Linked DNA regions of Homo sapiens: region 2 is linked to region 1. The links are chromatin contacts, found by Hi-C in ENCODE. All regions are on one chromosome and are shown on one strand. Each heading gives the region's core, a stretch centred on a gene start or an enhancer-like site at or near the end of the contact. The rest is flanking DNA. Distances are from core to core; before and after follow the strand shown.

What was found. A loop is a pair of places that touch in the nucleus more often than their neighbours do. Pooled maps may share reads with other maps.
Region 2: a map of gastrocnemius medialis shows a loop between it and region 1 (27-fold over the local background). The contact joins the promoter of TXNDC12 here to the promoter of RNF11 in region 1. A Hi-C loop is called at or near these places in 3 of 168 maps with a recorded cell type or tissue (CD8-positive, alpha-beta T cell, gastrocnemius medialis and naive thymus-derived CD4-positive, alpha-beta T cell) and 12 of 50 pooled maps.

Annotation. Positions count from the first base shown.
Region 1 is chr1:51,234,101-51,241,453 of GRCh38, reverse strand. RNF11 (ring finger protein 11) reads right to left here and starts at 5,181. Exons shown (of 3, transcript NM_014372.5): 1 at 4,575-5,181. The coding sequence starts at 4,697. LINC01562 (long intergenic non-protein coding RNA 1562) reads left to right here and starts at 6,358. Exons shown (of 2, transcript NR_147076.1): 1 at 6,358-6,489. RefSeq lists a silencer at 4,917-5,396.
Region 2 is chr1:52,053,412-52,060,633 of GRCh38, reverse strand. TXNDC12 (thioredoxin domain containing 12) reads left to right here and starts at 5,443. Exons shown (of 7, transcript NM_015913.4): 1 at 5,443-5,634. The coding sequence starts at 5,538. BTF3L4 (basic transcription factor 3 like 4) reads right to left here and starts at 4,339. Exons shown (of 6, transcript NM_152265.5): 1 at 4,255-4,339; 2 at 733-799. The coding sequence starts at 786. RefSeq lists enhancers at 3,424-4,135, 4,136-4,849 and silencers at 3,915-4,154, 5,015-5,419.

The DNA of each region.
Region 1 (7,353 bases), core at 3,932-6,431:
ACTGATCTACAACAGCTAGACACGGTGGTGTAACCCTGTAGTCCCAGCTACTCAGGAGGCTGAAGCCACAAGATCCTTTGAGACCAGGAAGTGGAGGCTGCAATGCACTATAATTGCACCTGTGAATAGCTACTGCCCTCCAGCCTGGGCAACACAGCAAGACCTCATCTCTAAAGGAAATAAATTTTTTTTAAAACCTGAGCCAGGCAGAGTAGAAGTGCACCTGTAACCCTAGCTACTCAAGAGGCTGAGGCAGGAGTATCCCTTGAGCCCAGGAGTTTGAGACTAGCAACATAATGAGACCCTGTCTCTATTTTTTAAATTTAAAAAATATAAAGGGCAGGCTCAGGGGCTTACGCCTGTAATCCCAGCACTCTGGAAGGCCAAGGTGGGCAGATCACCTGAAGTCAGGAGTTTGAGACCAGCCTGGTCAACATGGCAAAACTCCATCTCTACCAAAAGTACAAAAATCAGTTGGCCTTGGTGGCGCATGCCTGTAGTACCAACTACTCCAGAGGCTGAGGCAGGAGAATCGCTTGAACCCAAGAGGCAGAGCCAAGATGACACCACTGCACTCTAGCTGGGCAACAAGGTGAGACTTGGTCTCAAAAAAGAGAAAACAAAAAAACCCAAACATATATATACAGAGAGAGACCAGCCTGGGTAACACAGGGAGGCCCAGTCACAAAACAAAAAAACAAACAAAAAAAAACCTGATCTACAATATAGAAGCAAAAATGGCACTAGGAATATGCAGAGTTCTTGTAAGCAGTGCAACTATACCTGCCTCAAATACATTAGTTCATTTAAAAGAAATCTATTCATTCGTTCAACCAAATTACTGAATGCCTAACATGTGCCAGGCACTGTTATAAGTACTTAGGAAACACCAATTAAAAAAAAAAATCCCCTTTCCTCCTTTCTACCTAGTGGGAGAAGACAGGTAATAGACAACGCAACTTTCTAACACATGTTGGAATGTAATAAATGGTATTGGGGGGGAAAACAACAGGGTGAGAGGGACTTCCAGGTTATTAGGGCAGGTTGCACTTTCAAACAGGGTGGTCAGAGAAGGTTTAAGGGGGCAGTGAGAAAAGACTTGAAGGAGGTAAGGGAGTCAGTCAGCCATGAAATCTGGGGAAGAGTATTCCAGAATAAGGAGGACAAAGGTCCTAGAATAGCAATGAGGACAGGGAAGCTGGAGGGAAGCCAACAAAGGGGTTAGCTGTAGGTGTCAAGGGACATGCGTGGAAACAAGGGGTACAGATTATGTAGGGTTTATGCGACACTATAAGGAATCTGATTTTTACTTTGAATGAAACAAGGATCCACACAGAGGGTTGGGGAGACTGTCATGCTCAGTTTTACCAAAATAACTGTGGCTGTTGTATTGAGGACAGGCCTTAGCGAGGACAAGGGTGAAAGCAGGGATAACTGTTAGGAGGCTACAAAAGAAACCATGGAAAGAAATATACACTTCCTACAAACTTGGATCATAATGGTGCAGGGATTTACTTTAAGGCAAAAATAAATAAAAACAAATTTGTCAGATGTTAATAGGAAATAACTGTAACTGGCTCTTGTCATTATATGTACATTGTACATATAAAGCAGCAAACAATGACATCTTTTAACTACTCACCTCAAGAGAACATGTTCCTTTACAATCAGCTATTCACTGTTAATTACATATAATTTGTTGAAAAAGTTACTTTTATCAACTGAGAATACTATAAATCTGCTGTGTGAGGTAGCTAACGCCTGTAATCCCAGTCTTTGGGAGGCTGAGGGAGGAGGATCACCTGAAGCCAGGAGTTTGAGGCTGCCAAGTGAGCAATCCAGTCTAACCTGGATGACAGAGGGAGATTCTCAACTCAAATAAATGAATAAATAACCTTGGATTGCTGTTTCTCAGATCATCTAAAATAACCATTCCTAAGACAGATCTTATTTCTTTGGGGGTGGGGGACAATACTTTTTCTCCAAAAGTTTCTTTTTATGCTCCCATGTTTTAAAGTAATTTTCTTCTGATTGATACTGAATTTGTATATTAGTCTGCGTCATTCACTTCAGGAAACTGCAACCATAAAAAACTCCCACTGTCAAAAATATAACATTTCCAAAAAAAGTTCCTTCATGACACCAAAAACCCCTCATCCCTCATCATCACCTAGTTCTTCTGGAAAAGGCAAACACAGTTTCCATAAATTCTAGTACCTTTAATAGTACAATTATCATAAGGATAGGAGAAAGAGAACAAGTCAAAGATATTCAATTAAGAAAGGGGATAGGAGGCAGGAGAATTTGCTTGAGGCCAGGAGTTCAAGACCAGCCTAGGCAACATAGGAGTCCCTGTCTCTATTTTTTTAAAAATAGAAGGGGGTGAGGGTAGGGAGCATAAGAGATTTTAAAATAAAAACTTCATGCCAGATGCGGTGGCTCATGCCTGTAATCCTAGCACTTTGGGAGACTGAGGTGGGTGGACTGCTTGAGGTCAGGAGTTCAAGACCAGCCTGACCAACATGGTGAAACCCCGTCTTTACTAAAAATACAAAAATTAGCTAGGTGTGGTGGCACGCGCCTGTAATCCCAGCTACTCAGGAGGCTGAGGCAGGAGAATCGCTAGAACCCGGGAGGTGGAGGTTGCAGTAAGCAGTGAGATTGTGCCACTGCACTCCAGCCGGGGTGACAGAGCGAGACTCCATCTCATTAAAAAAAAAAAGTTAAATAAGCACTTTTGTTGTATAGTAAACATAGGAGGGAAAGACAGTGAAGGATAAACATAGCTTGCTTGCTTCACTCAAAGGTACTTGTAAAGACACCCAGATTCAGCTTTGATTTTTAAGAGACTACCCTGTGACAACTTACTTTGGAAAAAATATTTGTGTAAATACAGAAAATACTAAATTCAACTTCATTAATTAATTCAGCATTTAGGTGCTTATGTGCCAGAAACTGAGCGAGGGGAGAGTCCCTGTTCTCAAGGGCTTTTACTCGTAATTTATCTCCCAGTTACTGAGTCCCTACTGAGGCAGATGCGAGGGATACAACAGCAAACCGGAAACACAGATTCTCTACCTTCACGCAGCTTGCACTGAAGGAGGCGATTACAAGGATGAGACACACATCTAACAAAGATACAACACTAAAGTGTTATAGATATTGCTTATGGAAGTGTAGAGGTTTCAGTGGGGACACAAGGGATTCGGGCTGGGAAGGAAGGGAATGCTGGGACTTCAGACATGAAAGCTGAGTTCTCAAAGAGGATTAGATGTCCACCTGGCTGACCCGGGCGAAGGGCTCCAAGCAGAGAGGAACTGGAGCAAAACAAAGCTGTGAACAGCCTGGTGTATTTGGTAGGCCTGGAATATAGAACGTAAGAGGGAGAAGTCATGGAGGCTTCTGTAATACCACAATCAAGACTGGACCTTACTGGTATATATGAAATGCCCCCAGAAGAATTTTATTCAGAAAACGAGCATATATATGATCAGGTTTTTCTGGTGTGATGAGACATTGGTTTACACAGGAATGAGAAAAGAAAACACTAGATAATGATGTCATCACATGAAACAACAAAGGAGCCTACCCAGTCAGAAAACTAAACTCTTCAGGAAGAAATTAAGCACTACTACTATTGAAGCCCTCTGGAAAAGGGTGTATTCAATATCATCTAAAATGGAAAAAGTACAGGAAAGGTTTTCACACATCTATTGTGGATTATAACATCCACATACCTATTTTGAGTTTAAGAGGTCTTCACTCGAATTCTGCAACACATCTGGGACTACTGATTATTGTACAAAAAGCAGTACAACGTATTTAGGAGAGTCTTTGATACAAAGGGAGAACACGAGTAACCGAAGGAATTTCCCAAGCCAGGTTTAAAGGTTTCCAAAGTTCAAGCTAATCAAGTTTTCTTAAGTCAGCACGTTTAAAAGGTGTGTCATATGGGTGGAGCAAAAAGAGGAGGGATTAAAATTTATATACATATATATATATATATATATACACATATATATATATATACACACACACACAAGTAACTCGATGTCGCTAGGGTTAAAATCACCACTTGGAGATCCGTCTCCCAAGCAGAGGGAAAACCTGCCAGATCCAATTAACAAAAAGACGAGGGAGGTGGGTAAGAGGACGACCACACATGAAAACATAAATGGGGCGGGGGGGTGGTGCTTGGCAACCACCTATCCAGAACCCATAATCCAGTTGGCGGTGCGATGAGGAAATCATACGATTCAGACATAAAGACAGGAAAATGTCACTCCCAAACTCCACAAGCGAACCACCAGACACTGGCCAAGGGGATGTGATCACATACTCTGATCCCAGAACTCAAGGGCAGAGGGTATCATCCCCACACGGTGCCCGAGGGCAGGCGAAGAATCAACCTTACTCTGAGATCAGAGAGCAAATGCCCTCAGATCCAGCCCTAAGGGGTCAATGCCGCCCAGGCCAGGCCTTGCCGAAGCCAGGGGCAGAGACGGCCCCGAAGCCCCCTCAATCTCCGCCAGAGCTGCCTCTACTCGCTCCCCCCAACACACACCCTCCCCTACCTGATATGGCGGCGGCGGCTCCTGATCCGGCTCCGTCCCCTCGCCAAAGCTAGCCCGGTCGGACTGAGACTCGTGAAGCAGGGAGATGTCATCCGAGGTGGGGGATTTGAGGCAGTTCCCCATCTTCCGGAGCTGGGGTGCGTGATCTGGGGGAGGAGAAAGCAGCGGTGGGGTCGTTCGCACACTCCGCGGTCCGCCTCGGTTGGCGAGGTGGGGTCGGGCGACAGGCCGGGGATCAGGCGGAGGCGACTCCACCGCCCCACGGTGCCGCCGAGGGGCCGCTCATGCCAGCCCCCGGGGTTGGGGGATCAAGGCTGGGCCGCGGGCTCCGCTGGGGTCGCGGCGTTCGCCTCCTGCGAGGCAGCGATGGGGGGGGGGGGGCGGGGAGACGAAGCACTTCCCCACCCCGCCCCCCCGCGGGGCGGCGGCGGCCACGGAGCTGCTGGGCCTAATCCAGGTCAGCGGGGGGGGGCGCGGCCGTCGCGGCTGCCTCAGCTGCTGCCTCAGCTGCTGCTGCCCCCGCCGACGCCGGAGCCACGGCCGCGGGCCTCATCCTACTCCGCCTCAGCGAGACGGCGGCAGCCAGAACGAGGCCGGCTCGGGCACTGCGTCATCGCGCCGTGCGTGCTCTGGTCCCGCCCCCGGCGCCAGGAGGCGAGGGCGGCTCCGGCGGCGCCCATCCCCCTCTCCACTAGCAGCTGTTCTCGGTGCTGCGTCAATTTTTGCTTCTCTCTGACTGCTTGGCTCCGTACCTGGCTCCGAAACCAATCTCCCGTCTCCCGCGCCTCCCCACATTCATTGCTCCTGCCCCGTCTAGGGCTCAGTTCTTACCTGTGCACTGCCTGACAGTCTTCTCACCACCCTCCGCCAAGCGGTCTATTTATATAAACCCATATCGGAATGGATCAGTCCCATGATTAAAATGTTAAAAGCTTCCCCTTTATCCCTTCACAATAAAGTCCTAGCTCGTTACTGAACCATCCCTGCCTGTCCAATCACGTCCTTATCCTTCCACATCACAGCCAGAGAGATTATTCTTCCAGTTGTATATCAGATTGTTCATTTCTTTCCAGTCCCAGCACCAAAGTCCAAGCCACCATCATCTCTCACCTTGGCTTCTGCAATAGACTCTCAGCTGTTCCTGAGTTCATCATTGCCCACATCCAATTCACTGTTGGCACAGTTGACAGAGTTATCTTTTTAAAATTTAAATCGGATCATGTCATTCTCCTGTTAAAACCTTCAGTGTCTCCTCAAGGCTGTCCTTAAGACAATCCTTAAATGGTTTACAAATCTGACTCCCTTTCAATCTCATTAGCAGCATTGTCACCTCCTTCACAAATTCTAAACTAGACTCTCTAAAATGCTTTTCGTTATCTGGAATACTATTGCCTCTGCCTGGGGCCTTTGTCCATATTGTTTCTCTCACAGAAACCCACTTCCCTCCACTCCCAACCTTTCTGCTTCTCATCAGGCTAATCATTATTCTCAGGAATCCTTCTGGATGCAACTTCATTTCCCCTGGGGAGACTCTCCTGACCCTCCAGTCTGGGTTAGTCGCATCCTGTGTGCTCTCAGACCCTGAGCTTTTCTCTGTCACAGCCTGATCAAGCTGAATCATCTGTCCCTCTGTGCAAGGCTGGCACACTGCCCAAGGTAGAGTATGCTCTCTCCTTGGTTGAATGAGCAGCTCAAACAACATATGCAAAAGAAGGAAGCAAGAAGGATGACAGTGCTCCTGATAGACGTTCATTCAACAGGTGGATCTTGACTGCCTTTCGTTTCATTCACCATTTACTGAAGTTGTGTGTGCGTGTGTATACCAGACCCCACGCTAAGGACTGGGGAAAAGGATGATCATACCTGGCTTGTTCCTGATAGAGCCCAGAGACCACCTGGGAAGACAAGTAATCAGGTGAGTCCTAAGCCCACACCCTGCCACGGACCCCAAGGTTTTTAGAGGAACTGAAAGACAGCAATTAGTTCATTTGAGTGAGGAACAGAAAGGATTCTTAGAGGTAGGGCTATATTAAACTCGAATGGGTCTGAACACTCTTACTCTGCAGTCCCTATTCTACGAAGTCACTATCTTATTTAAATGCACTCAAATTCCACATTAAATATCACCTTTTTGATATAAAATTTTTGAAAAGACTCATAATTTTGGGCCAGGCGTGGTGGCTTACGTCTGTAATCCCAGCAATTTGGGAGGTCAAGGCGGGTGGATCACTTGAGGTCAGGGATTCGAGAGTAGCCTGGCCAACATGGTGAAACCCCATCTCTACTAAAAATACAAAAACTAGCCAGGTGTGCTGGTGCACGCCTGTAGTCCCAGCTACTCGGGAGGGTGAGGCAGGAAAACCGCTTGAACCTGGGAGGTGGAAGTTGCAGCGCAGTGAGCCCAGATTGTGCCACTGCACTCTAGCGTGGGCGAGGGAGTGAGTAAGACTCAGTCTCAAAAAAAAAAGGAAGGAGAAAGAGAGAGAGAGAGAAGGGAGGCAGGAAGGAAGGAAAGAAGGAAGGGAGAGAAAGAGAAAGAGAAAAGAGAAAGAAAAGAAAGAAAGAAAGAAAAGAAAGAAAGAAAGAAAGAAAGAAAAAGAAAAAGAAAGGAAAGAAGGAAAGAAAGAACAAACTGACTCACAATTTTGGTTTTGGAATTGTTGAGCTTCCAAGAACTCATTTAATTTATGATTGGCTAAATTTACCAGAAATCAGAGGTACCCTGGAATTTTTACAAAGTGAGAAAATTTACCCCACAAATTATTGTCAAACCTAAAGA
Region 2 (7,222 bases), core at 4,194-6,693, 820 kb before region 1:
TCTTTCTTTCACTTTTGCAAAGATTGTGTTGGGCAGAGATATGGGTAGAATATTCTCCTTGAGCCTGGTGCCACAGCTGAAGAGAATCAAAGACTTCAGTTGCTCACAACTAGTTCTTCCTTAGGCTTTAAAAAGTACAGGGAATAAGAAAGCTGATATTCATATTCACCAACATGGAAGAACAGGTAAGAATTTGTGAGGAAAACCTGGCAATGAACAAAATATATAATCAACTTAAGCATCTCCAGCTAAACCTCTGTACAAGTAGGTAACATCCAGTCAAGACAAAGTAACCCTAACATCTGGTATGCCCTGCAAGTGAGTCTAACCATAATAATAGCTATAATTTATTAAGCATCTACTCTGTGCTAGACACCACATTAGGTGTTTTATAAATATTACCCTAATCTTTAAACACCTTATGTAGGATTATTTCTATTTTGCAGATAAGAAAGTGGAAGCTTAACAAGGTTGGATAACTTGTTCACATCATATAACTAGCAGATGGTAAGAGTTAGGATTCAAACAAATGTGGCTATTTCCATTGCATCATCAGAGAGAAAAGTGTTCTAGTTACCTATTTTAGATCTAGACAAGTTATTTTCAAATTGGAATGTGGTTTGATCTTGATTATTGAAAAGATTTTAGATTTTCAATGACCACAAATCCGAAATAATAACACTATCTGGTAATCATACATTCTCCTATCAATTTTTCTTATGCCACACTCACCTTGCCCCCTATCCGGACCTGAGCCTGAAGTTTGGCTAACTTTTCTTGATTCATGCTGTTGGTAAATCTAGGGGGGGAAAAATAGATTTGTTAAAGTCACTCTTTTGCCGAAATTAACAAACTGTTTATGCAACAGTACCTTCTGGTTCACTGAGCTTGTAGTATGCATCAACACCATGACCATATTAATACTGTCTATATTCTTAATAAACATTAATAACTTGTTCTAGCTTCATAAACCAGATATTTTTAAAAATCAAAATTAAATTACCATGAGGGAATCAAATATACAAACAGAAAGTAGAATGGGATTCAAAGTCACCTATTCAAAGATCCCTCCTTAAAACATGATTCAATCCTTTGGCATTCAGTTAAGCCTAACCAATTATGAAATCTCTGTAGGCAAGCCAGTTTTTTTCCCCCAAAGATTTTTACAGCAGAGAGCTGTTACCAAATGTTATTAGCAAAATCTTCAAGTAGATTTTTTTCCTCCCAAATCACATTCTGTATTTCTTATAAACCATAAAGATGACAAAAGGAAAAAAAAGCTGAACAAAGAAGAAATTCAACAAAAGGCTGTCTAGCTGTCAAGATATCAAGTAGTCATGTCCTCTATTCAAGGTCAGATGGTATGTTAATAATGGGGAAAGAGAACCAGGTTTTCAGACATTTGGTGCTTCTGCAGCACTCTCCAGAGTTCATTCAATACCCTGCACTGATATAGTATGTTATACTTGTCAAGACATTCTTGCATACAGGGTAAAATGCTTCATTGCACAATTTAACAAAAACATATCTTTGCTACAGTAATAAATGTTGGGGGGGGGCAGAGAGGAGACTCCTAAAACAAGCTTTTTAAAGTTAATCTTGATTTTGAAGATTCTAAAATTATAGTCATGAATCTAGTCTGGTCAGTGATAATCCCACTAAGAAAAAAACATTCTTAAGTTTATAATGGGTCATCACATTCCACATTACATAAACAAAGAAAAGCCAAATTCAGGCCCGGCACGGTGGCTCACGCCTGTAATCCCAGCACTTTGGGAGGCCGAGGCGGATGGATCACCTGAGGTCGGGAGTTCGAGGCCAGCCTGACCAACATGGAGAAACCTGTCTTTACTAAAAATACAAAATTAGCCGGGCGTGGTGGCACATGCCTGTAATCCCAGCTACTCAGAAGGCTGAGGCAGGAGAATCGCCTGAACCCGGGAGGCGGAGGTTGCGGTGAGCCAAGATCATGCCATTGCACTCCAGCCTGAGCAACAAGAGCGAAACTCCGTCTCAAAAAAAAAAAAAAGCCAAATTAAAAGTCTTGTTTTACTTGTTCTGCAGATCAACAAATCATTACTGAGATGTGAGGGAGGGAATAAGGGACTAGGTTGTTATCAAATCTTCTTTGGCCAATTCTCTAAACCCTGTATAGTCATCATTCACATGAAAAAAATACTGTTTGCTTCATTTGAGAGATTAAAAAAAGCAGCATCAAAGACTATATAATTACTAACCATTTTGTACTTTGACACTATCCTTAGGCAATAACCTATATATCTATCTCTTCTTTAAGGCTAATGTCCAGATCCCAAATAATATTTAGAATTTATGATTCTTCACTCTGCTCAGCGCTGTATCACAATGCTGAAGCAGCTAAAAACACTTTTATAGGAGGAAGTGTGTTTAGAGTCCAAAACAAGAAGTCTTAAATGTGTGCCAATCTTAGCTCTGCCATAGACTTAAATTTGATGACTTAAATCCCAATTCCTATGCTCAAATATCCACAGAAAAGGACCAACATTCACTTTTCTCAAAGGAATGTGGCCATGAGAGTGTAGTGAACTAACAAAGAGCCAAAGGAATTTATTGCAAAAAAAAAGGGGCTAAGGAAAAACATTAGACCTAGATACTTGGTAAACCCTTTGGGATTCTTCTGCATTTTGAAGTAACAATTCCCAAGAGAACAGACAGAGGTTGGGATGCCAAGACAAAGTCTTGACTTGTTTGAAATAAAAGCAAGAACAAAATTAACTCTTCAAATCAAGGTATAGATGAAAGAACAGATTCCATTCCAGGTGGTCAGGACAACAGAATTGAGAAATTTTGTTCCTAAGGAGTATCTCAGAGAAAAATGATTTTAGGGAGACTGAGAGCTCAAGGCAGTAGGGGAGGAACAAGAGTAGTCTTTTGTTTCTTGGCAAGTTGTGGTGTGTGGAATTCAAGTAGGAAAGAGGACTGGACTCAGTCTATGCGATGTCAAGCTCAGAATCTGGAGTAGACCTCCAAGATCACCTGGTTTAATTCTCTATTCTCAATCAACCTCTACTTTATTGCACCCATCATTCCTATCTGTGATGTCATCTCAACATCTGCTAGCACCAGCAAAGTATAAATTACAAACGAAACAGTTCCCTCCCTCCCATCTTAATAGATTAGGAAATAAGGGCCCAGAAGGGAGAAGTCCCTTCCTAGGCCCAAAAGGGAGAAGTAACTTCCTAAAGCCACATGATTAATGAGTTCTTCCTTGGGGATTCCAGGATCTTTTAGCACTGTTCTCAAGGACTCAAGAAAGGGTGTAAACAGGTTTATATTTATTAAGTGCCTAAGTTAGAAGCATTGTGGTAGGCACTTTCACATACATCATGTTTACACAGAGATAAAAATAATTGCAACCTTGAGTCCTGACTTTTTATTATGTAGGGTTTCTCTAAGACAAGCACAGGCTTTGGAATCAGAAAGACCAAGGTTCTACCAGTTGGGAAAGGTATTTTTCTTCTCTGAACTTGTATTCCTCCTGCATTTGGAAAGGTATAACACCACGTACTTCACAGGGTTGTTTTGAGGGTTAAAACATTATCAACCACAGGGAATGGTTCACAGAAGATACACAGTTACTGGTAACTATTGTTACCACTCCCGAGGGGACAACTATGGTAAACTGCAAGAATGTGGGAACGGAAGTTGAAACCGCCATTCACTAGCTGTGCAACACTGAGCCTGTCGGTCAGCAGGCAGTGGGAGGGGGGTTATAAAGATGGGCAAGGGACGCCGACTTGTAAACAAACACTGCCATTACAAGGTGAAGAGTGCTGTAACTGAGTTCGGTTCCCTGGACTCAAGGGCGGGAAGTGGTAACCTCAGCTTCCCTATCTGTAGACTGGGAGCATCAAATGAGATGACAACAGAGAGCCTGTATAAAGCTCAAAGCACACAACACTGCTGTTGTGAGCAAGGAGTAATGGAACAGAGGAGGGGCGTCCACCTGCCTCCTGGGACAGGGTCTGGGCGGCAACAGGGCGGGCCCGCTCGCTCCCACAGGGGGCGGTGGTGCTGGGGACCTTCCCACAGGTGCCGACCCCCAGCTGCGCCGCCGGTAACCGACAGGCCAAGCCAGCCGCCTCCGCCCCCGCTCGCCGCACCACGGCGGAAGTGGCAGCCTGAGCGGTTGGCGGGTGTCGGAAGGGGAGGGCGGGGGGAGACCGTGCGCAGCGGCCTATGGCCGTGAAGTGGCGGGACCGCCGGGGGTCTCACCTGAAGCAGGGAGGGTCCTCCAACACCAGCACGCGGCAAGAGAAAGATGGCTGCCTCAGCCGAGACAGAGAAAGACGACGGCGGCGGCGGCGGCGGCGGGAGCAGATCCACGTGATACAGCCGACCCCGCCTCTCCCTCTCCGGGGCAGCCTATCCCGGGAGCGAACATCTGAACTCCAACGCCCCGCCTGCTTTGCGCATCCCTCTTAGTGCTAGTGGCGGCAGGTGCAGGTGGCCGCGCGGCATCCTGGGGCTTGCAGTCTCCCGAGCGTTCTGTTGTGTCCCTGCCTACAATTTTAGGGAACCTAATAAAAGGGTGGTCGGTATGTTTTTATTTGGGTGTGTACTTTTGTTAGGTCGCTTTTTCGCTATGCATTAAGTACGGACTTTAGGACTCAACTAGTACCAGGAAGAAAAAGACCGGACATTTTCACCTGTTTGTTATACAGCGAAGGGGAAAAATTGGGAAGAAATCCTCAAGCTACAAGAAAAATAACCAGAAGCTTTACACTTTAGCCTGCAGTGACTTATATCCTGGTGTCCTAAGTCCACCTAAGTCAGTTTTGCAATAAGAGGTCCCAAGTTTGGTTTTCTTGGAGCTTGCATCAGTTGGTTGCATCATCCCTGAGTAGAAGATTTGCGGTTGCAAGGAAAAATAAGGTACAGAGCTTCTCCAGCGGGAAAGTGCATGTCTGCACGGCACGAGCCCACGCACCGCAGAACAGGCTTGCCAGGTCTCCTCAGAGACCCTCGCAGGAACCTAACAATGAAATCCAGTTGTCCAGTCTTGATTTGTGGAGGGGTAAGGAGAATCCGAGGCCAGTGGGCAATCCGCCCACTGTTGGGAGCGACTGACCTCACGAATCAATAATTTGCTTTTGACTAGGAAGTGCAGCGGTTCTTGGGGGGAGGGGCTGGACTGGGTGGCGGACGCGAGGAGCAACGGTTCTCCCGAACCTCTCCCCCGCCCCTACTATCTTGGCCTACATTTTCCCGCTCCGTCCCGGGACCTGGACACCCAGAATCCACGAAAAGCAACTCGCGCTCGAGAACAGCTCTCGTACCCTTCTACGTGATCTGCACCTTTAAGCTCACTCCATCCCAAACCGGACCCCGGAGGCACCACCCACATCCGTCTAACATCACTTCCTTCAGAGTTTGAAAAAAAAAAATCTGGGAAGTAGAGGTGTTGTGCTGAGCGGCGCTCGGCGAACTGTGTGGACCGTCTGCTGGGACTCCGGCCCTGCGTCCGCTCAGCCCCGTGGCCCCGCGCACCTACTGCCATGGAGACGCGGCCTCGTCTCGGGGCCACCTGTTTGCTGGGCTTCAGTTTCCTGCTCCTCGTCATCTCTTCTGATGGACATAATGGGCTTGGAAAGGGTCAGACCGCGTTCTTATCTTCTCTTTACTGATCTTTACTATACTGATCCCAGTATAATCTCTTCTTGCCCTAGCACCGTTCCCCTCCCATTCTAACTCTTAGGCCACTCCAGATTTCTTTTTATCTTCCCCAACCGCTCCTGGAGTTTGAAGATTTCTTGGGGTAGAGAGTAGCGGGTCTGGGGAATGGAGAAGTTGTACTTGAGGCCTCTCTAAATTATTGGATTGGGGGGAAGGAATGGCCCGTAAATTAAGGAAAGCATGTTAAGAGCCCAGCATAGTGCCTAGCACTTGGGAGGTCCTGAGGAACGGTCACCTTCCCACCTGGGAGAAATAGAGCCGTTGGGGACCTGCATATGCAGAGGACCCTGTTCTGGGTCTGAAGATTTCTCTCGTTACTTCTTCCGCGAAGAGCTAGGTTACTGCCACTTGCTTGCCTTTGGGAAACAGCACCTGCATCCCAGGTAGCTGTATCTAGTGCATAAGAAGAGCCAAGCGAATGGTAGAAGGTCTGCTGTTTAAGGGTCCCCAACAATTGTCCTTGCTGTGGTTCAGCGAAGTTTTTTTGTAAGTGAGCGATCAGTGGTTATGAATGGAGGTTAGGAGGTGTGGCCCCCTACTCCATCCATTACCTACATCTCCATTCTAAGTTTTAACACCTCTCTCCTCATCAGCCCTTACTTAGTTGAAAGTTGGACTGACAGTCTGTGAACTCAGAGTTTATGCTTTTCTAAGTAGATGAATTGTAGCATGGATCCCAACCCCTCTTCCTTTTTTTTTTTTCACTGACCTTACTGTATGGAATGATTCTGCTGCAATCCTTCTGTTTTTGTTTTCTCTTATCCTCTCTATTTTCACATCTATTGGTGAGTAATAAGATTGGGTGGGCATTCATTTTGCCTGAATGCAATCATTCCTTCATTCCGTAAATAATTTTTGATCACCTCCTATATTTCAGGCACTGTCCTAGGCACTAGGGATATAGCTGTAAACAGGACAGACAAGGTTCCTACTCTGGTGGAGCTTATATTCATGTCAGAGAGACAGAGTAGACTCATGAACAAATTAATAAGACAGTTTCAACTAGGAACAAGTGCTGGGAAAACAATAAGACTGTGATGGAATAGGAAGTAGAAAGGCTGGGGAGGTTGGTGGAGCTGGCATCACTTGAATTATGAAGGTCAGGAGAAGCTTTTTGGAGAAGGTGATATGTGGGTTTCCATCTCAGTGATGAAACTGCATGACAAATCCTGTTAGGCCAGAATGTTTTAAATACTGACAATCCCATTTTAAAACAGACTACCGTTTTTTTTTGTTGTTGTTTTGTTTTGTTTTTTAGACAGAGTCTCACACTGTTGCTCGGGCTGGAGTCCAGTGGCATGATCTTGGCTCACTGCAACCTCCGCCTCCTGGGTTCAAGCGATTCTCCTGCCTTAGCCTCCCGAGTAGCTGGGATTACAGGTGCCTGCCACCACGTCTGGCTAATTTTTTGTATTTTTAGTAGAGACGGGGTTTCACTATGTTGGCAAGGCTGGTCTCAAACTCCTGACCTCATGATCTGCCCGCCTCGGCCTCCCAAAGTGCTGGG